Linked DNA regions of Mus musculus: all the other regions are linked to region 5. A link is a loop called in an ENCODE intact Hi-C map of the cell type or tissue named here. Cell type or tissue: left cerebral cortex. All regions are shown on one strand. Each heading gives the region's core, and the rest is flanking DNA. Links, peaks and the distances in the headings are about the cores only.

Region 1 (5,863 bases), core at 524-5,523, 110 kb before region 5:
GCCCTCAAGGATCTCACAGTCTAGCGAGGGCCTGGACACCAGCCATAATCACAGATCAGAATGATAAATGCTGTAGTGGAGATAACAATGAAGATGATGCCAAAGATGCTTTCTCCTCTGGTCAAACACTGGGCTCCTAAAGCATTTGTAGTTTCCTTTAAGCTGGAGACAGACCCGGACATCATAATCAGTCGGGCTCGGAATGCTTTGGAAGTTTACCAGCATCAAGTGGTGGTGGCCAACATCCTGGAGTCAATAAAGTCCTTTGTGATTATTGTAACCAAAGACTCGGAGACAGAGTTACTGCTGTCCGAGGAGGAGGTGGCAAAAGGCTTGGTGATAGAAGAGAAGATAGTAGATGACCTTCAGTCTCGACACACAGCTTTTATACGTGACAAAAACTGAAGGAAATGCTCCTCTAGGATCAAACACCAGAGCTCTTACCACTGATAGGAACTAAGATTGATCCTCTGTTAAGGATCAACCCAGTGAAGAAATAGTAAACGCGGTGTGCAGGCAAGCGCCTGCTGGGACTTCAGTTCTGAGAGTGAAACACTGGACGCTCTCCTGGATCTGGAAAGTGAACAGGAGTTCACAAAGAGGACTGTGGGATTGCGTGGTCTGCAGAGCAGACGGGCCAGGAGCCGCTGCGTGTTGGCCTACTGTAAGGTCATGGTGCGTGAATGGTCATGCTCTGAAGAAGTATTTATCAAGTGCCTACCATGTGCCAGGGCCTTTGTGAGCTGTGAGGGTCTGAAAGATGAATGAGCACATCTCATTTGGGAACTGGATGTACAAAAATTTATGTGCAATAAAGTATGTGCCCACAAAGGGACACTTGGAAAATAAATAAATAACTTTAAAAGTCCCACAGTCTTTGCAAATTCTTAAAATTTCAATCTCTCTTAAAATCCAAAGTCTTTACAGTTAGAAGTCTCTTCACTGAGGGTTCCACTAAAATACTTCCTCCAAGAGGGAAAAGCATCAGGGCACAGTCACCATGAAAAGCAAAATCAAACTCCAACTGTCCAATGTCTGGGATACAACTCACTATCTTCTAGGCTCCTCCAAGGGCTCGGGTCACTTCTCCAGCCTTGCCCTTTGTAGCACACACGTTGTCTTTTAGGCTCCAGCTGCCTGTACTCCACTGCTGCTGCTGTTCTTGATGGTCATCTCATGGTACTGGCATCTCCAAAACACTGCTGACTTCCGCTCTAACTAGGCTTCACCAACAGCCTCTCATAGGCTCTCTTCATGGTGCTAAGCTTCAACTCCTTTGCATGACCCCTTCTGTCCTGGGCCATCAATTGCAACTGAGGCTGCACCTTCACCAATGGCCTTCCATGGCCTATCCAAGTGCCGAGCCTCAGCTGCTATGCATGACCCACCCCTTCATGCCTTCAAAACCAGTACCACCTGGGTGACTCTTACACATTACCAAGCCCTGCTGCTGCACGAGGTACAACTTTGGCTATCTCTGGAACACAGCTTCTTTGTGCTCTCAGAAGCACTTCCCAGAAGATGTCACCTCAATGATGCTGGCCTCTTCTTCATCACCTCTAATTTCTTAGCTCCAGCTAACCAGCATCAATAGTCCCACTAATGCAAAAGTTTCACTTTAGTAGTTCTGGTATCTTGTTAATCACAGCTGATTCTTCAGCCCCAGCTAACCAGAACCAGAGAATCTTCCCAATCAAAATAGCAATGGCCCTGAAAAGAGTCTTTAATTTTCCCTCTGAAATTTCACAAGCCAGACCTCCATCTTCTACACTGTTCTCAACATTATCTTCCAAGCTCCTACACAACATCTGACAGAGCTCTTAAATGAATGGATCTTCAAGCCCAAAGTTCCAAAGTCCTTCCAAGTCCTCCCCAAAACATGGTCAGATTGTCACAGGAATACCCAACTCCTGGTACCAATTTGTCTTAGTCAGGTTTTCTATTCCTGCACAAACATCATGACCAAGAAGCACTTGGGGAGGAAAGGGTTTATTCAGCTTACTCTTCCACATTGCTGTTCATCACCAAAGGAAGTCAGGACTGGAACTCAAACAGGTCAGGAAGCAGGAGCTGATGCAGAGGCCATGGAGGGATGTTCTTTACTGGCTTGCTTCCCCTGGCTTGCTCAACCTGCTCTCTTATAGAACCAAGACTACCAGCCCAGAGATGGCACCACCCACAAGGGGACCTTCCCCCTCCACCCCCCCACCCCCCAACCCCCCTCGTGATCACTAATTGAGAAAATGCCTTACAGCTGGATCTCATGAAGGCATTTCCCCTACTGAAGTTCCTTTCTTTGTGATAACTCCCAGCCTGTGTCAAGTTGACACACAAAACCAGCCAGTACACCCAAGGCAATGCCCAAGGCAATGCTCCCTCCTGAGGCTGAGGCAGTTGACCGGTGCTCCCACCTGAGGCCTTTCTCTCCGTGGATGTGCACTGTGCTTCTTGTCCCCTCTGTGGGCTTTTTGTTGTTGTTGTTGTTGTAAGATTTATTTATTTTATGTATGTGAGTCCACTGTCACAGTCTTCAGACACACCAGAAGAGGGCACCAGATTCCATTACAGATGGTTGTGAGCTATAATGTGGTTCAGGGAATTGAACTCCAGACCTCTCAGACCTATCTCTCAGCCCTTCTGTGGGCATTTTTGTAGCATGATAAACCCTGCTGGAAATGGCCTGTCTTCTAGACAGTCTCAAGGAGTCAATGTCTTCCACGCCCTTTGCTGCTTGCTGGGTTTCCCTCTCCCAGACAGCCTGGCTCAGGACAGGACTGGTTATAGGAACTAGAGTCTACTTTCAACAAGTTTTAATCGCTTGTGATAGTTTCCCAATATAACGTACATTACAGCAGCAAGCTTGACCCTGTGGCTCTGTCCTTGGTCATCCTAGGAACACACATGTTCATGTTTCCTGCAGAAACTCACAGGAGTTTAACTCACAGGCATATAAGGTTCCACCTCAGACAACACAGGTACACCATGCATATACCTGACTGTTTGCCTTCATAAAATCCTGGATGTTCTGATTTCTGGAATATAGAGGGATCCAAAAAGATCTATAATGGTACAGCTGTTAACTCCACCATGTCTCTCTCTCTCTCTCTCTCTCTCTCTCTCTCTCTCTCTCCCTCTGTCCTTATCTGTCCCTCCCTCCCTCCCTCCCTCCTTCCCTCCCTCCATCCTTCCCTCCCTCTCTCCCTCCCTTAGTAGGAGGAACCTGGAAGCTTCCAGGCTATAGGAACGGAAATTTGAACTCAATCTGGGTGCCAGAGCCCAAATGCAGACAGGACAGACTACCGTCCCTGACTGGTAGCTATACACGTTCTAAGTGGGACTTTGGTGTTTTCAGGAATATGAAGTGGCCTTCTTGGACTTCTTTGGTGGATCTCTTTCTGGAACTTGACTAAGCCTCACGAGTTCTGTGCGTTTGCAATTTTACAATCTGCCACTAGAGAGCGATAAGTGTTTGCCTGCTCAGACCTGCTGGTATTTCTAGCCTTCCAGAGCCTTTAAGAGCTCTCATATGCAGGGATCCATCCCATAAACAGCTTCCAAATGCTGACACCATTGCATACACTAGCAAGATTTCGCTGAAAGGACCCAGATATAGCTCTCTCTTGTGAGACTATGCCGGGGCCTAGCAAACACAGAAGTGGATGATCACAGTCAGCTGTTGGATGGGTCACACGGCCCCCAATGGAGGAGCTAGAGAAATTACCCAAGGAGCTAAAGGGAACTAACTGCAACCCTATAGGTGGAACAACAATATGAACTAACCAGTACCCGGGAGCTCTTGTCTTTAGCTGCATATGTATCAAAAGATGGCCTAGTCGACCATCACTGCAAAGAGCGGCCCATTGGACTTGCAAACTTTATATGCCCCAGTACAAGGGAACGCCAGGGCCAAAAAGGGGGAGTGGGTGGGTAGGGCATTGGGGGGGGGTGGGTATGGGGGACCTTTGGGATAGCATTGAAAATGTAAACGAGGAAAATACCTAATTAAAAAAAAATTAGTTCCACGTAGGGGAATGAGGCGGGAGTGGGTGAGTGGGTGGAGGAGCAACCTCATAGAGGGAAAGGGGAGGGGGAAAAGGGGAAATAGGATGGGAGGTTTGTGGAGAGGAAACTGGGAAGGGGGATATCATTTGAAATGTAAATGAATAAAATGATTAATAAAAAAAGTCAGTTTCACATGAAAAAAAAAAAGAATTGGCAGTCAGTGGAAGCATGAAGAATCAGTCAGTATACTGTGAGAAGTTCTTAGGTGCTTTTCTCTCCATGAAGTGAAGACCAGCTAAGACCAGAGAAGTTGCAAGGCATTGCAATGCAAGAGCATCCTTCAAGGACTAGAAAGATGGGTCAGTGGTTAAGAACATTGACTGTTCTTCCAGACAATCTGGGTTTAACTCCCAGGACCCACATGACAGCTTACAATTATCTATAATTCCAGTTCCAGGAGATATGATGCCCTCACACAGACATATATGCAGGCAAAACACCAATACATATGAAATAAAAATAAAGTATTTAAAAAAAAAAAAAGAGCTCTCTCAGAAGGGCACTGTGCCAGACAGAGCCCCTAGGGGACACTGCCGCCAGCTTTTGCTTCTGGTTCCTTCTGCAGCCTGGACAGGCGACTGCTAGCCCTGAGTTCTGAGCAGAACATGGGGTTTGTTCTCTGATGGTCCACACTGGCAAAAGCTGAAAATCACAAATGTCACGATAGACCTGCACAGGTTAAAAGCATTGAGATGATCAGTGTGTGGCTTCGTTGGAACCCAAGGTGTTAACGCTGGTTGTCCCTCCAGTGGGAGGGCTTAGAGGCCTCCTTACCTAGTGAGCTGCTATGTAAGGACTTCAGGGAAGTTTGGGAGGTGAGTTGTTTTTGTTTTGTTTTGTTTCTTGTTTTTTGTTGTTGAAACAGGGTCTCCACTGAGTAACTCGGGCTAGCTTGAACCTCTGCCTCAGGTTCCTGAGCCCTAAATTAGAGGCATTTGCCAAGCCCTGTAATAAATACATTTACTTTTAAAAACAAACAAAAGAGTATTTTTAAGTGTGTGTGTCACACGCTTGTGTCAAGGTCAACCAATTCTCCTTCAGCCTTGTTTTTGAGGCAGGATCTATCTTGTTTCTGCTGCAGTTCCGAGTATGTGATTCTGGCGGATTCTTCTGTCTCCACCTTCCACCTTGGTAGGCATGCCAGGATTTCTAATGGGTGCTGCCACATAGAGATTTTTATGCGGGTTCCAAGGATCACACCAGGTCATCAGGCTTGCTGGTGGGCATCTTGACTGCTGTGCCATCTCCTCTCCCTGGTATAACACTACCCCCACCAAGGTCTGATCATTAATTTGTTACTCTTTTTGTTTTTTGAGGCAGGGTTTCTGTGCACCACCACTGCCAGGTTGCGACTCAGGACCTCTGAACCACCCGCCTTATTTGTTACTCTTAAAGTTCTGACTTAGACTGGACTCAGAAGTAGAAGCTCTCTCGGCGAAGACAGCCTACATCTCTTGGCAATCTGTTCATGGCATTTTCTTTGGCTTCCCTCAGTATCTTGGCCAAAAGTTTAGCATACCCACAGCCACTTAATGCATTGTTTCTTCAGATCAATACGCTGGCATCTCTGTAACAGGACGTGTGGAGTAACAAGATGCCAACTCATGGGTGCTTTGGTCCTGGGTTTCTCCCCTTCTTGGTTTGAGAGCTTTCTGATAACATATCGACAGGTATTTTATCTCTTTTTAAAATTTATTTCCAGTCCATATGTGTTGGCATTTTGCCTACATCTGTGAGGATGTCGGATTCCCTGGAACTGAAGTTATAGGCAAGTATGAGCTGTCATGCGGATGATGGAAAG
Region 2 (5,863 bases), core at 456-5,455, 180 kb before region 5:
GAACACAGACGGGGTATTCACTAGTTAGCCTATGATGCAACCACTTGAACAGCTTTTATATCTGCCTTCATTTTATGTGCTAAAACTACAATCCCTGGGCTGGCGAGGCGGCTCAGTGCTTAAGAGTGTTGCTGCTGCAGAGGGCTAGGCTCAGTCCACAGCATCCACATGGTAGCTCTGCCTCCTGCCAGGGGCTCCAATACTCTCTCCTCCTTGGGCACCAGACACACACATGGCACACATACATACTATACATGCAGGTAGAATACTCATGCATATAAAATAAATAAATCTGAAAAACAGTTAGATACTATTGTGGTACTTATGTTTTCATAAAGTAATATTCAAAAATATATTGTTTTACAGGAAACATGCTTATTTAAAATAAGTATTTTAAATAATATTTTTAACATGTTCCTTTTTAAAAACTGATTGCCAGGCACTGGAGAAGATGAGGACTATGCTGATGATTTTAATAGGTAAGAAACACCTTGAGGTGAATATATGAATCTTTAAATACTTTCTGAATACAGATATGGCAAAATTACATTGGGTTTATTTGGTGTTTAATTATCTTTTTCATGTTGATTGAAAGTACAGAAAGATAGTTACTCCAAAATTATATGTTGGAGTGACTTCTTCATCTCACAGTACAGTACAGATGAGTATGTACGCCGTGTTGGGGCCGGGGGTTGGAAAAAATAAAGAAGTGGCTGAGATGTTGTTAGCCTGTCACTCAAAACCAAATCGCTAGCTTATCCTAAGGCACATTTTTGTCTTTGGGGGTGGGAATCATCTGAGTTTGACTTTAAGCAAAACTGCCTTCTTCAATATGACATTACTTAACATTTTGTTTGAGGTAACTTTCTTGTATGAATTGCCTTTTAATGGGAAAATAATATTTGTTATAGATAGGATTAGAAAATTCAAATAGCATGTCTGGGTATTTTGACACTTTTCTTTTGCTTAGAGATTCCTGTTTACTACTATAATTTATTATACTGTGTTTTAGAGATAGCAATAGCATATGACGAGTGGCATTTGAGAGATCAGGTTTTCCCTGTGATTGCCTCTGCAGCCCTTGTCAGCTTTCTCAGATGTTATATATGAAGTTGATGTTTAATGTTGGTTTTGTATGGTATTTAGAGGGTTAAGAATCTCTGGAAAGTTTGAGCAATAGTAGTTGTTCTTCAGAGTTCTTTGTCGTTTTCCCCTCTTTTAATTAGTGCTAGCCATCGCTCAGAAAAAAGTGAGCTAAGTATTGGTGAAGAGATTGAAGAAGACCTTTCCATGGGAGTAGAGGACGGGAACACCAGTGATAAAGTAAGGGGCCACAGTCTGGGTGTGTCTGTCCACTTAATGACTTGTGAGGCCTAGGAAATGTATATGACTAGTAAAATATGGTTGAAAATCACAGAAGTTGATGACACTTACATATTCCAAGTCTGAAGCAAACCTTTAGGGGTCTGTGAGACTCGGCTATCATTAGCTGGTACTTGTGCTCTGGCAGGCCTCTCTGGACTTGCTTCTGATTAAGAGTGGCCACAAGGGATCAGGACTCGAGTCAGATGTTGCCTCTCTTAGGGTCACAGGTGAGGTTCTGTTTCCTGGGAAAGGTGGGGGTGGGATGGACTTCTGGTCATCTCAGGCTCCCCAAGGCAGGAGAGCAAAAGGAAACAGCCTTTACTTGAGGTTAAAGCCCGGAATCCATTGTTAAGATCCACACTGGAGCTTTTCACCCAACAGAGATAAGCTGCATCATCTCTGTTGTTCACAACTTGGGTGGGTCTGCCCTCTCGTGTCATGAGATAACTAGAAGATGCCCGAGGCCTTCAAAAAAGGTGAGTGTAGGCTGAGTTCCGATTATCACACAAGGAGAAGGCCTTCAAGAAAGATGGTATTTTAGAAGAAGTAAGCAAATTTTGAGTTTATGTTATTTTTATTGTATTGAGTTCCTTTGTTGTCTGGTTTGGATTTTTTGAGATAGGGTCCTTGAACTTAATATGTAGCAAAGGCAAGCCCCAACCTTGAACCAAGTCTCTTGCCTCCACCTTTCAGAAGCTAGTTGTCTTAGGTAAGCATGAGTCTTAACATCTCAGTTTCTTTTTGTTGGCGTGGTTTATTTTTTCCATTGTTCTTGATTGTTTTTTCGTTTTTTGTTGGTTTGGGAGGTGTTTTTTGTTGGTTTTGTTTTTTTTTTTAGATTCAGTCTCTGACTGTTCTGGAACTCACAGAGATCCGCCTGCCTTTTGTCTTCCAAGTGCTACCACTATGCCCAGCTTTACCAGTTTCTTTTATAAGGTGAAAATGTTAGCACTTAAATGACACCAGGCGAGAGACCGTCTGTAATTACTACCCCAGGATATAAGATGGGTTCTTCTCTAACCTTTACACCAGTTACCATCCAGAAGAGTCAAACAGTTTGAAGTCTTATCAAAGACTATACTGAGCATTATTATTTTTGTGTAGCATTTGTAATGGAATTCATGTTAGAGGTCAGTTGCTAACTCATCTTCTTGGTGATATCACAGATTTCAAAACAGAAACAAGCAGGCGAGCTGGGCAATAGAGCACTTAGGTAGCAAGAGTGAGGCTTGGGTTTGATCCCCAGCAGCAGCCAGCAGTAACTGAGACCGGGAGGCAAGAGGAAGAAAAACAACTACTGTTTTTCAGACTTTCACAGCACTCAACACTTTGACCACCATGATTTAGCACTGTGCGGGAGAGCCTAGCCAGAGCGGTCGGGCGGGAGAGAGAATAAACATCCAAATAGCCAAGGAAGAAATCAGATTGACATTGTTTGCAGCAAGCTTGATCAGAGTGCGTATAAAATAGAAAGGAGTCCACCTTAAGCTATTGGAGCTGACTCACAGACTGAGCATAGAGCAGAGTCACACAGGAGTCAGCAGCACTGCTGAGCCCAGCAGCTCAGTGGAGACAGACGTCTCCTGTAGATGATGACAGATCTTTCTTATTTATAGTTCCCCACCCACCCCGCTCTTGTCTCTAGTCTAAAATTGGCTTTAATACAGTAGTCAGTTGTCTTGCAAATACAATGGATTACGTTAAGGAATTCATTATTTAATAACAATTAGTAAAAAGACATACAGATCCAAAGGATTCTGGATTTTGCAATGTGTGGGCTTTTTTGATTTTCTTTTTAAACAATACAACAACTTTAAGGTTATGTACAATAGTTACAATTTTCTTTGTGACAGAAAGTTGTATACCAAGACTGCTGTTTGGCCATAGGAGAGAAGGAGGGTGGTTTATTTGAAGAGATTCTATTTTTAACATTTCCTATATCCAAAGAATAACAAAGAAAGATGCAAAGGGCCAGATGAGCAGAGTTAAGAGAGTGTCACAAAGTTTGCAGAGGAGACTTGTTCTCACCTAGTGTCCCTGTTCCCCATAAGCCATCTCTAGTCCAGGGCTGGCCCCCCCAAGCAGACTTTAAAAGATAAGTTATATGTTTATAAATATATACGTTTAAATCTAACAATATACAGATTGATTCAGACTTTGCTTATACTGATTTTTCTCTTTCTTTTGGACAACAAAGCTCGATGACCTCACACAAGACCTGACTGTTTCCCAGCTCAGTGATGTTGCTGACTATCTGGAAGATGTTGCATAGACAGGAAAAGGAAGTATTCTGAGCAACAGAGGACAAACGAATCACTGGCTCCATTTTCCTCAGTCACTCTTGCTGGAATGTCCGCTCCTGCTGGTGCCTTGCATTTCAAAAAGACTGCAGATATTTTTAAAATTAAACTTTTCGGTTTAGTAAACATATACTTCCTATATGAGCCATTTCTAGGAGATTCATTCTTCTGAATTTGGTTTAACTGCATGGCTCCAAGGAAATCATCTGTAGTCAGGCTCACTATAGCAAGGGAACCGTGAAATATCAGTGTTAAAGAGCAGAAAGAGGGTCAGTACAGCCATGGTTTGTGCCACTATGTGTCTGTGGCTGCTCCAGGGAGCTCGCCCACTTAGTGTGTATCAGGCGGGTTAGCCCAGAGTTGGTGAACTGACCTGGTAAGTCCATGGTGCTGAAGAGTATCAGTACAAGGTAAATTGATCTATGAACTTTATTTTGTATCTCCTTCCATTTGGAAGGTTTGTTAGACCATTACGGTTATATTCAAGTACTCTGTACTCTTAGTTTTGCTTGTTTTAAACTAGAAATGATTAGTACTCTTAATTCATAGACTTGTCAATAACAGTTACCAGTTAAGGTCACGTTCTTCCTGCTGTCTGTAAGCAGCTATAGTCACAGATTACTTCATTACAGTCGTAATTTATTATTTTTAAAAATGCCTTGAAACATTCAATACCAAAATGCATCTGAAACCATTAAGCAGTGCTTTTATTTCAGATCTGTAAGTTGATTATATTTAAATCCAAATTGGAGTGAAATAGTAGTAATGGCCTAAGACCATGCATATTCAGTTTGACAAACTTTGTATACTGTACATAATTGCATTGTAGTTCTTTAAAAATAAAGCCAATAGTAGAATTCGTGGCAGATCTAATGTACACTGTTTATGTAGTACTGCAGCGATATAGGACAGTGGCGTCTGTAATGTTAAAGTATTGAAAATGTACAGATAGAAACTCAGCCCAGTGCATGAGTCATACCACTAAAATTTGGGACTGTGTGAAACTTAGGTGCATTTTATTTCAATTATGACTATTAAAAGCTACCTTTATTATTAAAAGAGAAATTGGACATCACTGATCCATGGTGAGTGAGTGAGTGAGCAGGTGCTGTGGTTTGTATCAGTGCCACTTTCCAGTCCATAGTGCGTAAGCACATCGACGTTTATCAGGCGTAAGTGTAGAGGAAGTGAAAATATAGTAATAAAGACTCGGGCTCTCTGACAACAGAGTCTGGCTTTTTAAAACTTAAGTGAAACTGAGCTATAATCATCAAGAGGAAGTAGGACAGAAACAGAGGTGTCCTGGAAGCCCTGGGTACTTAAGTTCTTAGTCTGCCCCATGCTTGACTCTTCGGATCAGCACTGGATGAAGATGCTGTCGTCGTCTTGTTAGATAATGCTGTGCCCTGTCATCTCTTCAGTACTGTGGAAGAGCCTGGGGCTGCTGAGCATCTGGAGTCTGGATCAGATGTGTGCCTTAATATTTGGTAGGCACTCCAGTTAGTGAACTGGCCTGCAAGCATGGCAGGATGTGGCTTTGTATATTTGAGGAAGACTTTCCAACAGTCAAATGTGAAATTTGAGACTTTCTATTACCCAGTGACTGACCTTTTGGTAAGTCTTGAGAGGGTGGAAAGAAAAAGCAGGCTTCAACTTTGTGGTCAGCACTACATGCAGGTATTGAATACTTCTAAAAATGTGAAATTCAACAGGGAAGAAGTGGTTTCTACAGTATTCCTTGCTTAGATATTGTTAACCTGTTAAACCTTAATGTGTGAAATGAATGACAGGTTCTGCATGTAATAAATGTCTCTTTGAACAGTGGATTAAAATGTTGGCCGGCAGTATCCTCCATTTTACAGTGTTGGTTTTTTTGTTTTGTTTTTGTTTTTTAAATGCTCTACTTTGCTTTGTAAAATGCCATTTCATTTTGATGAGCAACCATCTTGCCCCTCGTGTACTACAGCAGCAGATGGTGCTCCTGCCTCCCTTGTTCTTCGTGCCATCTCAAGCCTCTGTTCACTGTCCTAGAACTGGGTCCTGCAGGCCCCCAAGCTTCTGCACCCCACAGCTTCTCAAGGTGCTTGTATTCACCTTTCCTTGTCTGAAATGGCTTCCTCGCAGCCACACAAGGGTGATTTTCAGTAAAAATGTCACACTAGACTAAGTACTCTCTCTCCACTTAGGTTTATCCTTGT
Region 3 (5,863 bases), core at 410-5,409, 57 kb before region 5:
TCTGGGGAGGAGCATGGGCCTAGAGGGAAGAGTGCCTAGCACACTGCTTGTCCTGCAGGATGTGTGGGAAGAACGCATGCCCTCGGGGAGGATAGACCACAAGGTGAGAGATACTTAGAAGTTAGTGAGGACCAGAAAGTTTGTGTAGAGTTCAGGGTGTTCTGCGATTGTGGGTGACCAGGCTTAGTAGGGCAGTGGGGTGGTGACTTCTTGTACTGCAGGATGGAAAAGGTCCTATCTATGGAATAGGATGGTCACCCAGGTGCAGGTTAGACAAGGGTGTCCAGGCACCCTGGAAATTGAGCTACTCCGTTCTGCTGCAGAGAGGCTTGAGGGCCAGGATTGACTAGAAGCTAGGGTTCCAGGCCCTCCTTGGCAGGTATCTAGGACATCTTCCTAGAGGGAAAGGCCTGAAGCAGGCCTCAGAGAACCCCATCCTGCTCGCTCTCCCACCACTGTGCTTCTAGAGTTAAGCCCAGGTTAGCTTCTCAGACCTGCACGTACCTAGTCCCTCCTCCACCTGCCAGGACTCTGTGCTTCAGGTGTTTCAGCTTCCTTGCCTGAGTCCTTTCTTAGCTGTACAACTTGGCAGTCTTTTAGCAAGGTCATTCTTTCTGGAATGCTCCAACCTGGCTCTTCTAGTGGAGTCAGCACTGAATGTCTTCAGAGAGACTAGGCTGTTCCTAGTTACCCTCCTATTTGCTCTGGCTGCTGTTCTCACCATTGACCGCCCTTCCCCATTTGCATGTAAGGCCTGTCTGTCCTGCGACCTGTCATTGAAGCCTAACAAGTCTCTGCCATGAACTGTGTGTTCATAGACTTTGACCAGAACTCAACGACTGGGGAGCTTAGAAACCACAGAAGTTTAATTTTTACTATTCAGTCCCAAGATCATGGTCAGAGTGAAATCTTTGTCTCCCAAGGGTCACCTTCTGGTCTGTGGATGTACCATTCCAGTTTCAGTGCAAGGGGTGTGGGAATTCCCTGGGAAAGGAAACTAATCCCACTTCCAAAGGTTCTGTTGCCGTGTCTGAATGCCCCTGAGGCTCTGTGTTCTAGCACCAGTGTCTGAAAGGTTAGGATTTGGGGGAACCCTAGGTGCACATTGTAGCCCAGCACGGCAGATAACTAGTCCATGTTAACAAAGGAAACGGCCATGTTCCACCTTCAAGTTCACTGCATGGAAGATGTTAATAAAACCCCCTGTTATGTAAGCCAAGCAGTGGCTCTCAGAAGACTGACTATGACCTACCAAGGTGCTGTGAAACATTTAGTTACTGTGATGGTTCCTATATGCCAGGCTCAAGGAGTGGCACTATTAGAAGGTGTGGCTCTGTTGAAGTAACTGTGTCACTGTGGGTGTGTGCTATAAGACCCTCATCCTAGCTGCCTGGAAGACAGTATTCTGCTATCAGCCTTCAGATGAAAATGTAGAACTCTCAGCTCCTCCTTCACCACGTCTGCCTGAATGCTGTGTGTTCTTGCCTTAATGATAATGGACTGAACCTCTGGACCTGTAAGCCAGCCCTGATTAAATGTTGTCCTTATGAGTTGCCTTGGTCATAGTGTCTGTTCACAGCAGTAAAACTCTAAGACAATTAACGTTTTTTTTTTAATCATAACACTCCAAAAATTCATGTGGTCTCTGAGTTGAGTCTTCTACATGTTATTGAGCTGCCCAGTTGCTGAGGCCTCTACATAGTTACAGGATTAGGACAATCACAGAAAAACACCGAGCAGTTAAGGTTAGAGAATCAAGCCTTTCAGGCCCGTCTTCAGGCCTGGGGTACACTGTGTGAAAATGAAAGGTCACAGCCAGTGAGGAGCTGCAGGTCAGGACTGCGGCTCCCTTTAGAGCCTATGGTGCTCCAGGCCCATGTGGAATGGCAGCTTCCCAGGAGGTTCATGGTCAGTCCTCAACAGTCACATCCAGTGCTGTGTTCTGAATGCTCCCCAAATTCATATGCTAAGGCCTAACTTCCAGCATGACAGTCTGCTTTGCTTAACAGGGAGACCATTTGCCCCTTCTATCATGTGTAGGAGCAGCAGACACCTTGTCTATTAACACTTGATCTTAGATTCACAGTTTCCAGAATCAGGAGAAGGAAGAGGAGGAAGAAGAGGTGGTGGTGGTGATGGTGGTGGTGTTTGTTACAGCACCTCGCATACTGGTTTGTTTGTTTTTTAGACAAGGTGTCTGTGTGGCTGGCTTGGAACTCACTATGTGGACAAGGGTGGTCTTGAACTCATGAGTTCTTCCTACCTCTGCCTCTCAAGTGCTAGGATTAAAGACAGGCTCCGCCATGCCTGATCAGCATATAGTATTTGTTTGTTTATAACCAGGAGCTGAGCCCCTCACCTAGCTCTTAGAAGAAGCACATAGTTGTTCTCAGTGTCAGGAGTGGCTGGCTGGCTGTGGAGGCTGGAGGGAGGTTTTTTTTTTTTATTTTTTTTATTTTTTAGATTTTGTTTCAAGGAAGTTCCTGAAGCAGGCCTGAGGGGTGGGACCCTAAAGCAGGTAGGCAAATGTGTGCCTCCCTGGGACAGGTAGGAAGAGTCTTTTCCCGGGAGCCAGAGCAGGGGCCTGGTGCTCTTGTAAGTAAGTGGATGTCCTAGGTACTTTTCTATTGCTGTGATAAGACAACATGACAATGGCAGCTTACAGAAGAGTTTATTTGAGGCTTACAGTTTTGGAGTGTGAGTCCATGACCGTCATGGTAGGGAGCATGACACCAGGTAGGTGAACATGGCTCTGGAGAGTAGTGGAGAGCTCACATCTTGAGAGACAACATGAGGCAGAGAGCTAACTGGGAATGGCATGGACCTTCCAAACCCCAAAGTTCACCCCCACCCCAGTGACACACCTCTTTTAGCAAAGCCATAGATATTAATCCTGCCCAAACAGTTCCACCAACTGGGGGCCAAGCACTCACAGTATGTGAGTGGATGGGGGCAGCTGTCACTCAAACCTCAATGGGAGCCATGAGCTGCTGCCTTCAGTTCTCTGTGCTGTCAGTAGGTGGAGTTGTCAGCTCAGTGAGGGGCACTGAAGCAGAACTGGGAGGCTTGAGGTAGCTCTAGAAAACAGGTTGGGGTGGGGAGACTGAAAACAGACTTGACCAAGAGTGGTGCTCAACATTATTGCCACTGAAGTGAGGAGGAGCTGAGGGCCTGATAAGGAGCCTGCGAGGCAGGCCAGGTAGCAGCTCCTAGGACATTGCTTATTTTTTTAAGACTAGTTTTCTTTTGTGTATATGACTGCTTTGTCTGCATGTGCACCATATGCATAGCTGATGCCCACTGGGGCCAGAAGACGGCCTTGGACACCTGGAACCTGAATTGGGAACGGTTGTGACTGCCATATGAGTGCTGGGAGTTGAACCTAGGTCCAGTGTATCTAAAAGTGCTCTTAGCTCCTGAACCCCAGCCCCAAGACTGGGGTTTTTGAACAAGGATTTCAGAGACAGAGGAACTGCAGGGAAGAAGGCTCTGGCAGTAAGTCAATGGGTAGGATGAAAGAGAAAAGCCACTGAAGATGGATTGAAGAACAGAACGGATGGGCTGTCCATGTTGAATTTGGAGAATAGGCAAGATCTACCATGTAGGTAGGATTGGCTTTGTGGCCAGGAATCCTGAAGGACAGGACCAAGGAAGCTGGTTAGGGGCAACTGGGGGGCAAAGTGGCTTTCTACCTCATAAATCCCAGGAGGAGAGGGGACAAGCAAGTGTGTTGCTCGGAATAGATGTGAGGAGCAGGGCCTTCCGCTTCTGCCGATTGCTGTCTTTTTACATGCCAGCCATTGTGGGAGAGATGGAGGGGAACGCAGAAATGAGGGCTTTCACTACATTGAAAGCCACAGCAAGTGTTCTGGAGGCATGGGCTCTGGGCTGTGTGGCTGTAACTCTCCCTGGCCCTGCAGGTGGTGTGGCCCTGGGCCTTAGTCTATCATCAAGTACAGGTGCAAAGCTGGGGTTACTGTGTGGTGCATCCATCCGTTCTCCTCATTGCCTGTGTGGCTGAGGAGTCAGTGTCAGGGGTTCATCTTTCAGCCCTGATTCCTTGCTGTGTCTTCTCAGTGGCCTCCTGGTCAAAGGCTTTACTGTCTCATGTGACAGCAAGAAGTTCTGAAGATGAAAAGTGAAAATTGTGTGCATGTATGACAGAGCATGGTGTTCTGATGTGTGTGACAGCAGATTATTTGTTAAGTGATGTACACATTTGGGGTGTCTTATTCTGTGATGAAAATACAGGTATTGTATAAATCCCTGGTAAGAAGGGGCATTGGGTATCCATAGCCCCATTCACCCAATTTACAACCACATGTCCAGTTAGGCTGTAGTGGGTGGAATTGCTGGAATCAGGATGTCTAACTTAAAGGGCAAAGACACTAAGAAACATTAAAGGTGGTGTGTTGCGCTGACGGAGCACTTTTCTCTCTGCCTTTCATGCTGCATAAGGATTCCCAGATGATCTGCTGAGGTAAGAAGTGGAGACCAAGGGGATTGCAGGCTGATGCCCACAAGTTCCTATTATGATTTCACGGCTGAGAATGTCCTGGCTGCTGTTCTTACTGCTCTTAGTGTATATCGTAGTGCCCATTAGAAAGTTCAATTTGGGGTAGAAATTCTTGTAAATTTCTAATTCTAGCTTTGAACTTGCTGTATAGCTGAGGCTGGCTCTCAACTCCTGATCCTCCTGCCTCTACTTCCCAAGTATTGGGATTACAGATAGGCACTACCATGCTTGGCTAAATTTCTAGTTTCCTCAAGGGCCCCAGAAGCCAGCTCGCTCCTTAGGCTAGAGATCCATTGCAAAGTGGTTCTCTGAGGACCCAGGCTCACCTCTGGGTGAAGCACACCCTTGCTGGGTGCCTTCCATTTCCCTCTCCAGGTCCCCCTGCTTCCTTAAAGGTCTCCACCGAGATCATCCTTGCCTCACTCCGCAGGCCTGGCAGAAGATGAGAGGTGTAGGATGAGCCTGTGTGCAGGCCCAGCTTCAGCAGTGTCCAGCATGCAGCCTACCTGGCTTTATTCCAGTTGAATCTTTACCATTGTGTTTTTGTGCCTAGATGAACATGTATGTGCTGCACCCAACAGGGAAGGACTTTATGAGACCTAAAAAGTACTGTGATTCTACCTACCAGGTTGTTTTCCAGCATCAGCTGATGTTCATTGTCCTTATAACCACAGAAGTGACAGTATTATAGAGTCAGGTCCATGTTAACAATGAATGCTGCCAGGTATGGTGGCACACACTTTAATCCCTGCACTTGGGAGGCAGAGGCAGGCATATCTCTATGAGTTCAAGGCCAGCCTGGTCTACATGGTGAGTTCTAGGACAGCCAGAGATATGCAGAGAATCCCTGTCTCAAAAGACAAAGAAGCTTGCTTACTGTAGTAGTCAGATTTATACATGCTGATCTAACTTTCTTAACTGTCCCTCTTTTCTAAGGTCCTGGATGCCTCATCCCTGAGTTTCAACACCAGGTTGAAGTGGTTTGTCATATGCTTTGTTGCTGGCATTTTCTTTTCATTCCTTGTGAGTTAAGGCATTGTCTTTTTTAATAGTCTTACATTGTTCTGAATGAATATTTTAATTTAAAACAAACAGAAGTAGCCTGCTGTATCTAAATGTTAGATTATTTTGATGGAACACAGTGACCTTTAATAAGTGTGTAAGGATTGATTAAAAATAAACAGAAATTAATGTTATGGTAATTTGGAGAAAATGTTAAAATTGTATTTGGAACACCAATTTTTCTTGAAAACCAGACAGTCAATGATTTAGCTGTGTTGCAGTAAGCCTGTTTTAACTTGGCATTCAAATGAGTACTTAGTTTGCGACCAGTGTGAAGACAGTTCT
Region 4 (5,863 bases), core at 444-5,443, 89 kb before region 5:
CAAGTCTTACAACCAAAGTGCATGGCATCTTCAGCAACTGGGCGTTAGTATCTAACTTTGGCAAGCACCCAGCAGCAGTGGCAATAGCCTTTCTCAGTTTTGAAATATCTAGGACCTCCTAGGGTCAATAGCCCACATGGCTCTGGGAACATCTCTTTCCACCCACAATTGGTACCTTCACTCATGCTTTAACCGGGGTATTGACACATGTAGGCACAGGCTACTGCAGAACTTTCTTTTGGTCGCAGTGGGTATCATGACTCAGACATAAGCTTCCTAGACTTTCCCCGCTGTGTCTGACCCAGTGTGAACTGACTTCCATCCTTGCACCTTAGTCTCTCAAATGTTTCTAGATCTAGAGACCACTCAGAAGCATTATTCTATCCATATAATGAAACACTGATTGATCGATTGACTGATAGAGTCTCACTATGAAGCTCTAGCTGTCCTAGAATGCACTAGGTAGACCAGGCTGGCCTCAAGCTCAGAGATCTGCTTCCTGAGTTCTGGGATTAGAGGGGTTCACCACCATGCCCAGATTACAATAAAACATCCTTTTAACAGAAGATGTCACAAGTTCCAGGCCAGCCAGGGCTACACAGTAAAAAAAAAAATTACTTTCCTCCATCTCATGTCCCTTCCGTTACACTTAGGGGTAGCCACTGTCAGTGTTGTCCCAATATCTTTGCACACAAAAACATCGCTGAGCACAAATGAGTAACATACTTTATACAATAGTCCACACATTTTTTCCTGCAGATAAATACTATAATTACTTAGCACTAGAACATAAATAACTTGTTTTCTTGCCTAGTCGCTATCTAAACCAGACTGGTCTCAGAACTCATAGGAGGTCTGCCTACCTCTGCCTCCCACTTGTTAGGATAAAAGTGTACACTACCAGGCCTGGTTTATTACTAATTTGCAGTTATTTAAGACAGGATGTCATGTAGCGCAGGCCAGCCTTGAATGGGTCCTCTTTTCTCTCTCACCTGCTAAGTTACACACTATGACACACGCTGGAACGCCTTGAGGATTGTTTCCATATTAAAATAAGCTCCACAAACTAGCCTTTCCAGGGACAGCTCTAGAAAGGAATTGCTGGCCAAAGGGAATGTCCATTCTTAATACTTATGCATTCCCTTGAGTGTTTGGTTTAACTTCCTATATTCATTTCTGCCAGTGCATTCCAGACTTCATATTCCCCAGTGGCATTCTAAATTACTCAACTTTCCTTGATTTGAGGTATAATCCCCAAATTGTGCTTTTGTTGTTGTTGCTGTTTGTGTGTTTTTTTTTTTTTTTGTTTTGTTTTTTTTGCCTGGCCTTGTTTTTTGTTTTTCGTTTTTTAAATTTTGTTTGAGACAGGGTTTCTCTGAGTAGCCAGGGCTACAGAACTAGCTATATAGACACGGCTGGCCTTGAACTCAAATCCTCCTGCCTCTGCCTCTGCCTCTGCATCTTCGGTGCTGGGATCAAACTCATTTGCCACCAAGGCCCGCTTCAGGTTCGGTTTTGGTAAGGAAGAGAGTCCCCTCTATTCTCGGAAGATTGTTAGAATAAACCGGCAAAAATTAAATCTGAGAAAAGCTGCACATATTTACTATGCATAGAAGGGGAAAACCACAGAAGATTACCATTCGTTTAATAACTTTCGCCCCAAGCCCCACCCCGAGGACTCAGTGGTGACCTTGAACTTCCCACCACCCAGCCTGGTTTACGGCAGTGCTGGAGATGGAACACAGCCAGGGCTTCCGGAGCAAACCTGGCAAGAGCGCTGCAGTCCGGGCCCTGCAGACCCTTCCCTATAAGGGGAAGGTCGTCTTCAGCCTCCTTTTGGTAAACAAAGACTGACACTGGCACGAACTCAGGGGACGGGCCTTAGCGACCCTTAGCGCGGTGTGGCCTACTCGGGTGTGGCTGCGAGCAGCCTGAAGGCAGTTGTGTTCTTCACGCGATCCGGTTTACGGCGGAAGGGATTCTGTCACCTTTCCTCTCCTCAAGAGTGGTAGTGGTGACAGGAAATGTAGCCAGGCCCTTCTCATTACCTCCGGCTCAACTCTCTCTGCATTCTGCCCCCCCCCCCCCCGCCATGTCTGGGGTGTGGCTCTGAGCCTCTGCGGGTGTACAGGCTAAAGCTGCAGTATGCACGCTCCGGGCACTTATGTAACCTGTGCTTTCCACACGTGGGCAGCCACACTTCTGGAGACTGAGGCTCTTAGCTATTTTTAACTGCCTCCCTCCTCTGCACTCGGTGACTCCATCCCAAGCCGGTCGCCGCCGGTTTGCAGGATCTCACCGTCTCTGTGCAGCCGCCCGCGGGGCAAAGGGACAGGCGAGGGGTGACAGGAGCCCGACCTGCCCACCACGCCCCGCTGAGACCCCGGAAGCCTGCCCAGGACCCCCGGGCAGAGGAGTGTCACCCTCGCAGCCCCTAGCAACCGCCAGTCGTCCGGGCCGCCGGGCCCTTTTACGACGGCAGCCCCGCGGCGCGCACCGCCCCGAGGGCAGGCGGGGGGTGTGTCGACCGCGGCAGCCAATCCCGGACGCGCTCTGCGGTCTAGCGCGTTCTCATTGGTGGAGCGCCGAGCGGTCGTAAGGCTTCTCCGAGTGTCGTGAGGCGGGCGCTGGGGTGAGAGCGCCGAGGGCCTCAGCCGAGTCCACAGCGGTGTCATCTGTCTAGGTAGCGGCTTCACCGCCAACGGCACGGCCATGGCTGGAGCGCTGGTGCGCAAAGCGGCGGACTATGTCCGGAGCAAGGACTTCCGGGACTATCTCATGAGGTGAGCGTCATGGTAGGCCGTGGGGGAGCCGCCCGCTGCGGGAAAACCCTGCGGCGCCGTGCCAAGGTAGGAGAGCGGCGCACGGGTGGAACGCGCTCCTACCGGTGCCCGAGGGGACGGCGCTCCCGAGGGTACAGCAAGTGACCGAGGGGATGGCGCTCCTACCTGTGACTAGGAGGGCAGAAGGGACAGCGCTCACACCCGTGCCTGAAGGGACAGCAGGACTCAGGGGACGTAGCTCCCACCCGTGACCTAAGGGACCGCAGGTTACTGAGGGTACAGCGCTCTTGGTTAAGGCGACCTAGGGAATGGCAGGTGACAGGGAACAGCTCCAGCCCCGCGAACTGAAAGACATGGTGTGACTGGGGACCCCGCCCCAACCTGTGCCGGAGGGGACGCCTCTCCCACCCATGCCCGAGGGGACAGCGCTCCCACCCGTGACTGAGAGGACGACAAGTGACCGAGCGGACAGCGCTCCCGGGCAGGACGACCCAGGGAATGGCTGGTGACAGGGAACAGAGCTCCAGTCCTTGACTGAAAGACGCGGTGTGACTGCAGGGACGCCGCTCCGGCTCGTGACCGACCGGACGAACACCGCTCCTGGGCAGGCAGTCAGGATGCCCTTGCGTGGGTTGACGTGGGGACACTGGGTGCTACCATCCCCCTCCTCGTCTCCCGGCCCGGGACTTGGCGGGAGCGGTGCTGGAATGTGCCGGGATCCGGGTAATGGGAGCTAGAATTTGCAGCACAGAGGGCGGGGTTTTTTTTTTTTTTTGGTTTTTTGTTTGTTTTTTTGTTTGTTTGTTTTCCATTTGACGGTGCTTGGGGGAGGGGGACCGGACAATCATGTGTCGCAGCCACGCAGTGCGTCTGAGAAGAGGCATTTACTTGCAAGGTGTGTGTCCCGAGGGCTTGACATTGAGAGGTTGAAGAAGCACTTTCCAGAATTCATTTTCAGTTATAATTTCCTGGTGCCTGATTCTATTTTAAGGATCTCACAAAATTTAGAAACCGATTACAATATTTCCAAGCATAGTTTTATTTTCTTGTGATTTTAAAGTTAGATAAGTGGAGGGCTGCTTTTTAATTTTCTTCTCAGTGGTCAATACCGAGCCTGCCAGTGGTGGCATTCGCCTTTAATCCCAGCACAAGGGAGACAAGCTGGAGGATCTCTTGAGTTCAAGGCCAGCCAGTCTACAGTAGTATTGTAGTTAATAGTAAATACTTAGTGCCTTGAGTTTCTACAACTGTCTTACTCATCCGTCTTCACCATCTTGATTAATGTCTTTTCCTTTGCGAGGCGCTTCTGTTTCCCTGGGACCCGCCTTCATGCCTGGGCTCAACCCCCAGTGCACCGTGCTGCTGCACTTGATTTTTGATAAGACTCAGATCAAGAACTTTCTATATTTCTAGGTCTGTTTTCTTAACAGTCCCTCAGTCCCTCCCCCACCCCCGTTCTTTTTTGTTTAATATTGAGTCTCAAACTCAGGTCCTGTGCCTTAAAAGGCCTACAAAGTTATACCCTCAGCCCTCGATTCTTTTTTTTTTTTTTAATTTTATGTATTTGATGTGAACCTGAGTATATGTACCTATGGAGGTCAGAACAGGCATCCTGGAACAAGCATGCAGACAGTTGAGAGCCTTCATGTAGGTCTGGCAATGAAAACCAGCTCTTTTGTAAGAACAGTAGCGTCATTACCTGCTGAGTCATTGAGTCATATATCTCCCCCCCCCCCCCCCCGAGACAGGGTTTCTCTGTGTAGCCCTGGTTGTCCTGGAACTCACACTCTGTAGACCAGGCTCAACTTCAAACTCAGGAATCCTCCTGCCTCTCCGCCTCTCTCAAGTTGCTGGGGTTAAAGGCGTGCGCCACCACTACCTGACTCCAACCACTTTCTTAGTTTTACTTTTGGGTGCTTTGTTTTAAAGATTTATATTTTTTTATGTATATGAGTACAATGAAGCTGTCTTCAGACACACACAGAAGAGGGCATCGGATCCCACTACAGATGGTTGTAAAGCACCATGTGGTTGTTGGGAATTGAACTCAGGACCTTTGGCAGAGCATCGCTCCAGCCCTGTTTTGTTTTTGAGACAGGATCTCTACATATCTCTGCATGTCTTGGAACTCATTAGACCAGGCTGGGCTTGAATTCACAAAGATCTTCCTGCCTCGCAGCCTCTCTCTCTGCCTCTCTCTTTGCCTCTCTCTCTGCCTCCTGCCTCTCTGCCTCCTGCCTCTGCCTCCTGAGTGCTGGGAATAAAGGTGTACACCACCACATCTGGATTTTCAAAGTCTTCTTTAAAAAAACTATTTCCTGCTGGGCGTGGTGGCGCACGCCTTTAATCCCAGCACTCGGAAGGCAGAGGCAGGCGAATTTCTGAGTTCAAGGCCAGCCTGGTCTACAGAGTGAGTTCTAGGACAGCCAGGGCTATACAGAGAAACCCTGTCTGGAAAAAAACAAAACAAAACAAAAAGATTTCCTTATGTACCTTACTGACAGAAAGTTTATATTTAGAGCAGAGGTGACTGTATATATACACACACACACACACATATTCTCCTTTCTCTGTCTCTCTCTCTCTCTCATACACACACATACTTGTGTATGTATGTATCACATGTTATTTAGGTGGAACCCAGGTTGTCCAATGCTTTAACAGTATGCTTACAGCTCTGAGGTTAGTGAGATGTTGGCAGTGAATATTCTCAAGTTAATAAGGTGTTCTAAGTTGACTTTCACTTCTGAGTTCCCAGGAAGGCTTTGTTTATATTATTTACCCAAATGAAAAGTTGTAGCAGATAAAAGGAGTGCTTCCTAAACATGGAATATTAGAGTTGGGGGTAACCTAGCACTTTGCCTGCCACATGACCAATTAGATGATATTTAGAGCAATTAGAAAACCTGAGGTCTTTTCAATGCTCAACTTGTGAGGCCAAAACGGGGTTGATGTGTAGAATAATGATGCACAGGATGGTTTGAAAGACTTGCAGGGTTGGGTATTTTTGGAATACCTTTTGGGGAGGTAGAGACTGCGTGGGGATGAGACAAATTCTCATTGTGTGGCCACAGTGGGCC
Region 5 (5,863 bases), core at 487-5,486:
GCATTTAATTGGATGTTTTTGCTATTGGCTTCTGCCAGTCATAATTAGGATTTCTATTGCTTTGATGAAACACCATAACCAAACAGGAAGTTGGTAGGGAATTATTTGGAATAACTCGGTATTCATCATGAAGGAAGTCAGGACAGGAGCTCAAACAGGGCAGGAACCTGGAGGCAGGAGCTGCTGCAGGGGCCATGGAGGGTGCTGCTTACTGGTTAACCTGCTTTCTTACAGAACCCAGAACCACCAGCTTAGGGATGGCACCACCCACAGCAGACTGGGCTCTCCCCACATTGATCACCAATTAAGAAAATGTCTTAAAGCTGGATCTTAGGGAGGCGATTTCTCAGTTAAGGTTTGCTCCTTACTCTAGCTTGTGTCGGGCTGACAGACGAGCCAGCCAGCACACTGCCCCTCCCCCACCGAATACCCCAGCCTTCACTTGCTCACGTGGCAGGCCCCTGCCTTCTGGAGGAATCTCAGTGATCCTGAGAGGCAGGAAGATGTTTTAGGGTTCCATCACTCTGACAAAATACCCGTGGAAATGAGAAAGGAAAGATTTATCTGGGCTCCCAGTTTCATAGTGGAGCAGGGTATGTGGACAGCTGAACTTGTGCCGGGTCAGATGGCAGCAGAAGGGCCTGCCTGCGGGATGGAAGCCTCCCTTCTCAGATGCTGCCACGTGGCCTGATATTCTTTTGCCACTCTCTTTGCTGGCAGCCCATGCTCCTGGTGGCTCCTCATGCATGCGTGTGTCCGTGTAGCCACGTTTCCTCTCACAAGGACAGTGGGTTAGATCGGGGCCCATTCTGTGATCTCATTTAACTCAGTGGGCCTCTTTCAAGGACCTGTCTCCAAATGCAACCATATTCTGAGGTGCTGAGGTTGGGGCTTCAACTTGTGACTACTGGGGACCGAGACTCAGCCTGAAAATTCTCTAAAGCCAGGCCATAGATAAAGCTGCAGGTATTGGGATGCTGTGCTCCTTTTGGGGCAAGCAAAATGCTCACAGCTTGATTATGGTGATAATCGCACATCTCTGGAAAAACCCCACCGAAAGCCCACTGAGTCACAGGCTTTCAAGGGGGGAGTTTTGAGTATATGAATCACATACCTCAATTTTTAAAACTATTTTTAATTATGTATATACATGTCTGTCTCTGTATGTTCCTGTGCATGCAGTCGGAGGCCAGAGGCATTAGATACCTCTGGAGCTGGTGGTTGGGAGCTGGGTCCTCTGTAAGAGCATGCACGCTCTTAATCTCGGAGGTGTCTATCCAGTTCCTGTTTCAACCTTCTGTATAAGAAAGCATCCTGCAAAAGGTCAAGAAGGGGTTATATAGGTGGCTATGGGGGAAGAGAAGGGAAGGGAAGGGTGGAATCTGAAGCCCTGTGATAGCAGTCTGCGATGACTGCCAGTCTCCCACATAAGCCCTAAGAATGCTCTGCCCCCATTGCCAGCGTCTTTGACAAACCACCTGCCAGGACTTCTTTCCACCATCCAACACCCCTCAGCCCCGTTGCTCAGCTACAGAAAACAGAGCATGGTTTGCTGCTGGGAATCACAAAGCCAAGAAACAGAAGGAGCGCGCTTGGTGGGAGGGGGCTGGGCTGGAGGCGGAGCATGTGGCCAGCCAGAGCCAGGCAGCGGCTGTGGTCCTGTAGCCCCTCCCTGCCTAGAGGATGCGGCTGCTGGGCTTAGAAAAGCAACTTCCTTTCCAGGGGCGTCTGGGAGACTCAGAATTGTCTTGCCTGCTTCCTCACTTTCTGTAACTGTTCCTGTGGTTTGCCCACTTTGAGCCTCAGCCAGTTTGCAGCATCAAGGAGCTGCTGCTTCAGTGTACTCTGTGAAAGGGCTCTCTGCCTGTGTTTCCTAACTGCTTCCAGAACTGGCTTGTGCATCTTTTTGTTTTGGGGTACACACAGGCACAGGCAAGCTAACTGTCCAACACGTCACAGTATAAAAAAAGTCTAACTCTGTTTTTAAAATGCTGTAATTTTAAAATTGACGCACATTTTTGTTGTTGTTGTTGTTCCTGTGACAGGATGGCCCAGATCTTGAGAGACCATTTTAAAACGCCAAAGAAACACAGGGGGTGTCACACCCAAGTGGAGGACAAAGAGAAGGCAGCACAGCAGACCTTGCCGGAACAGGTAGCCACTATTTGTGTCGTTGTGAACAAAGGGAGCCAGTCTTGTCTTTGATCTTTCTCTATTTAACGGCTCAGTAAATATTCTGACCACAAAGCTACAATGAGCAGCGGGACATACCACTGCACACTTAGAACGGCAGTCAGTAGCTCCAGACAATTAAAACTGTAAGAACGTAAAATTACAACAAAGTTGTTGGGTTTTTTTGTTTGTTTTTTGTTTGTTTGTTTGTTTTTTGTTTCTTAAAATCAGTCTCAGTCTGTCATCCGAGGTCGCATGGTGAATGAAAATAGCTCAAAAGAATTATATGGAAAGTCTATGAACAAAGGCTCCTTGTTCTACGGCGCCCTCTGGTGGGGCTGAGAGGAAATAGCATTTCTGAAGCGAGGGACACACGTGGCTTAAAACAGGCCCCAAATGCTTCCCTGGCGTCCATTCCAGTCACTGTGACACCAAGGATCAAACTCTGCAAACCCTCCTGTGTTCTGTGAATCGTTTCTTTTTTATTTATTTATTTTTTTGGTTTTTCTTTTCGGGATAGGGTTTTTTTCTGTGTAGCCTCGACTACCCTTAAACTCCCTTTGTAGACCAGGCTGGCCAAGAACTCAGTGCCACCCCCACCTGGCTTGCCTTCCTTCCTTCCTTCCTTCCTTCCTTCCTTCCTTCCTTCCTTCCTTCCTTCCTTCCTTCCTATTTTAATTATTTTACCCTTGAGTTTTAAAATCCAGAAACTTGAGGTCTAGAGGGGAGACTGTGTCTCTACCTCAGGTAGATACTGAGACCACGGTTCTGAGTCGGAGGACCCTTCCCACTCCTCTGGATCCCCAGCTAATGAAGGGAGAGCAGGCCAGGCAGTTAGTTTTGGAGACTTGGTGGAGGGAATTTGGTTCCTTTGAAGGAGGCCAGTGGCCACTAAGGTGGGTGGTGGATGGGAGACACTGGGCGGCATCAGAAGTGGCCGCTGCATGTATCGGGCAGCAATCAGGCTGCAGGGCACAGGGACACGGCTAAGCATGTGGGGTTGAGGAGCAAGACCAGAGTGTACAGACTCTTTCCTGGGACCCCGATTCTGCCGTTTGGGCCCAAGCAGTACCAATTCACCCCTCTGTTTGGTGGTGAATGGGCTGAGGCTGTGAGCTTAGGGCCTGTGCACCAGCGTAGACAGAAGAATGAGGGCTGGCAAAGACAGGGAAAGAATTGGAACCATGAAGCCATCTCAAGAGTCTTAGTGCTCTAGGACAGGGAGTGGTCTTATTTGGGAAGGAATTCATTTGACCTGCTTGGTACTCACCTGATACATCAGGCATTTGAGACTCGTGGTACACAATCACCAACTGCCCCAGATTTCTGTATCTCACGGCTGACTAGATTTCTAATTAAGCACAATGAAGAAAAACACCCCCTTCATTATTGTTCACAGATTAAAGGATACTAATGAGAGATCCATGGACTTCTAAAACAACCAAACCCCCATGGTTCAGTACCAGAAAACGCGTAGATTTAGTCTTCAATGCCACACACCCATCTCACAACCCCTGAAGGCCCACACATAGGCACACATATACAAACTCGAACACACAAAGACCAAGAAGACATATTTTAAAAGATGGCCAAGCTGGGTGGTGGTGACATATACATTTGATCCCAGCATTTGGTGGGGGAGAGGCAAGCAGATCTCTATAAGTTCAAGGCCAGCCTGGTCTACAAATTGAGTTCTAGGACTGCAAGGGATACACAGAGAAACCTTGTTTTGAAAAACCCAATAAGAAAAAAAAAAAGATGGCGAGACAGAAGCCAAGCTTCATGGTGTAGGGTGGAGCCATGGGAGCTTCAGAGTGAACTGTCCCTGTTTTAAAAAAACCTCTTTGTACACTGGGGAGAGAGTCAAGTGCTTTCTGCACAAGGATAAGCAGCCAGGTGTGAGCGCACACCTAACCTGTGATTGTAGCATTGGGAAATAGGGATGGCTGGATCCCTGGGGTTCACTGTCCTGCCAGCCTTGCCTGCTTGGTGTGTTCCAGGCTGTCCTGAGGGACAACACCCGGGGTTGACTGTGGCCTTCACATATACACATTGTGCACACACACACACCCATACCACACCTACTCTTACACACTTATTTAATAGAGAGAGAAACAGGACTGGAGAGATGGCTTGGTGGTTAAGAGCGCTTGCTGCTCTCTCAGAGGACCTGGGCTTGAGTCCCAGCATCCTCCTGGTGGCTCATGACCATCCTTGACTCAAGTTCCAGGGGATCTGGCACTTTCTTTTGGTCTCTGCCACAATTGGAACACAAGTGGTGAATATATACGCATGCTGGTTAAACGCCTTTCCATCATTATGGCTTCTATGGCTGTGTTGAAGCACAATGGCCCAAACAGGGGCTATGAAAGGGTTGATTTATCTTACATCTCGCACTCCACCATCTACGGAAGCCATTGCCATGAAATTACAGCTGGAATCTGGAGGCAGGAACTGGAGCATATGCTACAGAGGAGCCTGGCTTATTATGTTGTATAAAATATGGTATGATGGAGCAGGAGGGGAGGGGTGCCTTAGTGGGCCCATGCAGAGGCACCCCCTGAGATACCAGCCGTACTGATGGGCCTAGTATAAAAGGAAGTTTATTTGAGACCTGGGAAGGGGTATGGAGAAGGGAGTAGAGGCAGAGAAAGAAAGAGAGGAATAAAGGGGGAAGAGAGAGAGAGAATAGACGGAGGGGAGGAGGAAGACAGAGGGAGGGGTAAGGGAAGGAGAGCCGGAGAGGGAAGAGAGATTGACCATGAGCAGCCCTTATATGACTGGCTTACTGGCTTGTACCTCCAGATGCTAGGTAACTGTTGGGCAGAGCCTAGAGGAAATGCTAACACTGCTTACTGGCTTGATTCCCCACTGCTCGCTCAGTTGGCCTTGTAATACCCAGGACCAACCAGCCAGGGGCGGCCCCACCCACATTAGTCATTAAGCAAGAAAATGTACCACAGGCTTGCCCACAGGCCAATCTAGTGGGGCATATTTTCTCAATTGAGATTTCCTCTCCCCAAATGACTCTAGCTTGTGACATAAAACTAGCTGGAACCATACTCATACCTATTATTATTATTATTTTATTATTAAAGTACAGGAGAAACAACTTAAAGACCTGGCCTACAGTGGTCAGCTGTGTGAGAGCTTGTCCCATCTCGTACAGGAGAGCCCTCTAAGAGCCACTCAGCAACCTCACCTCTAGGGTTCTCTCCAGATATCGCTGGCAGAAGGGCAAAATAAGCTGAAGCCTGTGTTGTGGACGACAGGTTGAGCCGTGTGGCCACTCTGAAGTTTTACACATCTGAGAGAACAGTAAACTTGGGCACTCTGGTCTCTAATGAGGTCTTTTCCTAGCAGCCCCCCCCCCCAGCTGCTACTGGGCCCCCTGGGGTGGACCCCTCAAGCCCACCCTTGGGAGAACAGTTAAGTTTATGAACCTTTCCTGGGGCAGGGTGGGTAAGTAGCTGACACCTTTCGAAGAGGTCACTGATATGGAAATAATTCCTCCTGTCACCGGCTCTCCAGGCCCGAGTCAGTCCCCAAACCTGCCTCAGGGATCTCCCACCTTCCCCCCTCCCTCCCCCCCCCCAACACCCCTAGATGGAATTAAAATACTCCCATGCCCTTCTGTTGGCAAGATGACTTAGTGTCAAACGCCTCGGTCCTGGCAGGAGGGCAGGATTAC

What was found. A loop is a pair of places that touch in the nucleus more often than their neighbours do. Peaks named below come from ENCODE experiments on the same cell type or tissue, not always from the same donor. Only the 100,000 strongest peaks of a DNase experiment are listed, where the experiment ranks them.
Region 1: it touches region 5 in a loop (9-fold over the local background); 23 of 42 quality-filtered maps call a loop at or near these places.
Region 2: a loop joins it to region 5, with 3 times the contacts of the local background. A loop is called at or near these places in 6 of 42 quality-filtered maps.
Region 3: a loop joins it to region 5, with 7 times the contacts of the local background. A loop is called at or near these places in 17 of 42 quality-filtered maps.
Region 4: it touches region 5 in a loop (3.0-fold over the local background); 5 of 42 quality-filtered maps call a loop at or near these places.

The regions. Positions count from the first base shown.
Region 1 is chr17:8,261,387-8,267,249 of GRCm38, forward strand. The region is part of intron 4 of Gm33799 (a long non-coding RNA gene); the gene reads right to left. It also overlaps the pseudogene Gm8465. Among named protein-coding and RNA genes, the nearest start is that of Gm33799, 8.2 kb to the right of the region's middle. In left cerebral cortex, for the core only: a CTCF peak has its summit at 3,447 (motif pointing right); a DNase peak (open chromatin) is centred at 3,455.
Region 2 is chr17:8,190,959-8,196,821 of GRCm38, forward strand. It overlaps Cep43 (centrosomal protein 43), which reads left to right. Exons shown (of 12, transcript NM_201230.5): 10 at 440-479; 11 at 1,227-1,323; 12 at 3,563-5,512. The coding sequence ends at 3,637. Among named protein-coding and RNA genes, the nearest start is that of Cep43, 28 kb to the left of the region's middle. In left cerebral cortex, for the core only: no CTCF peak of the experiment used is centred there; a DNase peak (open chromatin) is centred at 2,908.
Region 3 is chr17:8,313,392-8,319,254 of GRCm38, forward strand. It overlaps Sft2d1 (SFT2 domain containing 1), which reads left to right. Exons shown (of 8, transcript NM_134114.2): 2 at 5,453-5,539. Among named protein-coding and RNA genes, the nearest start is that of 4930506C21Rik, 5.2 kb to the left of the region's middle. In left cerebral cortex, for the core only: a CTCF peak has its summit at 3,003; a DNase peak (open chromatin) is centred at 3,025.
Region 4 is chr17:8,281,179-8,287,041 of GRCm38, forward strand. It overlaps Mpc1 (mitochondrial pyruvate carrier 1), which reads left to right and starts at 2,609. Exons shown (of 5, transcript NM_018819.5): 1 at 2,609-2,783. The coding sequence starts at 2,713. In left cerebral cortex, for the core only: a CTCF peak has its summit at 2,887; DNase peaks (open chromatin) are centred at 1,772, 2,223, 2,548, 3,080 and 1 more place; H3K4me3 peaks cover 2,955 bases; H3K27ac peaks cover 3,169 bases.
Region 5 is chr17:8,370,350-8,376,212 of GRCm38, forward strand. T2 (brachyury 2) reads left to right here and starts at 2,047. Exons shown (of 11, transcript NM_001161832.1): 1 at 2,047-2,154. The coding sequence starts at 2,047. In left cerebral cortex, for the core only: a CTCF peak has its summit at 2,519 (motif pointing left); DNase peaks (open chromatin) are centred at 847, 1,668 and 2,498; H3K4me3 peaks cover 1,333 bases; H3K27ac peaks cover 1,794 bases.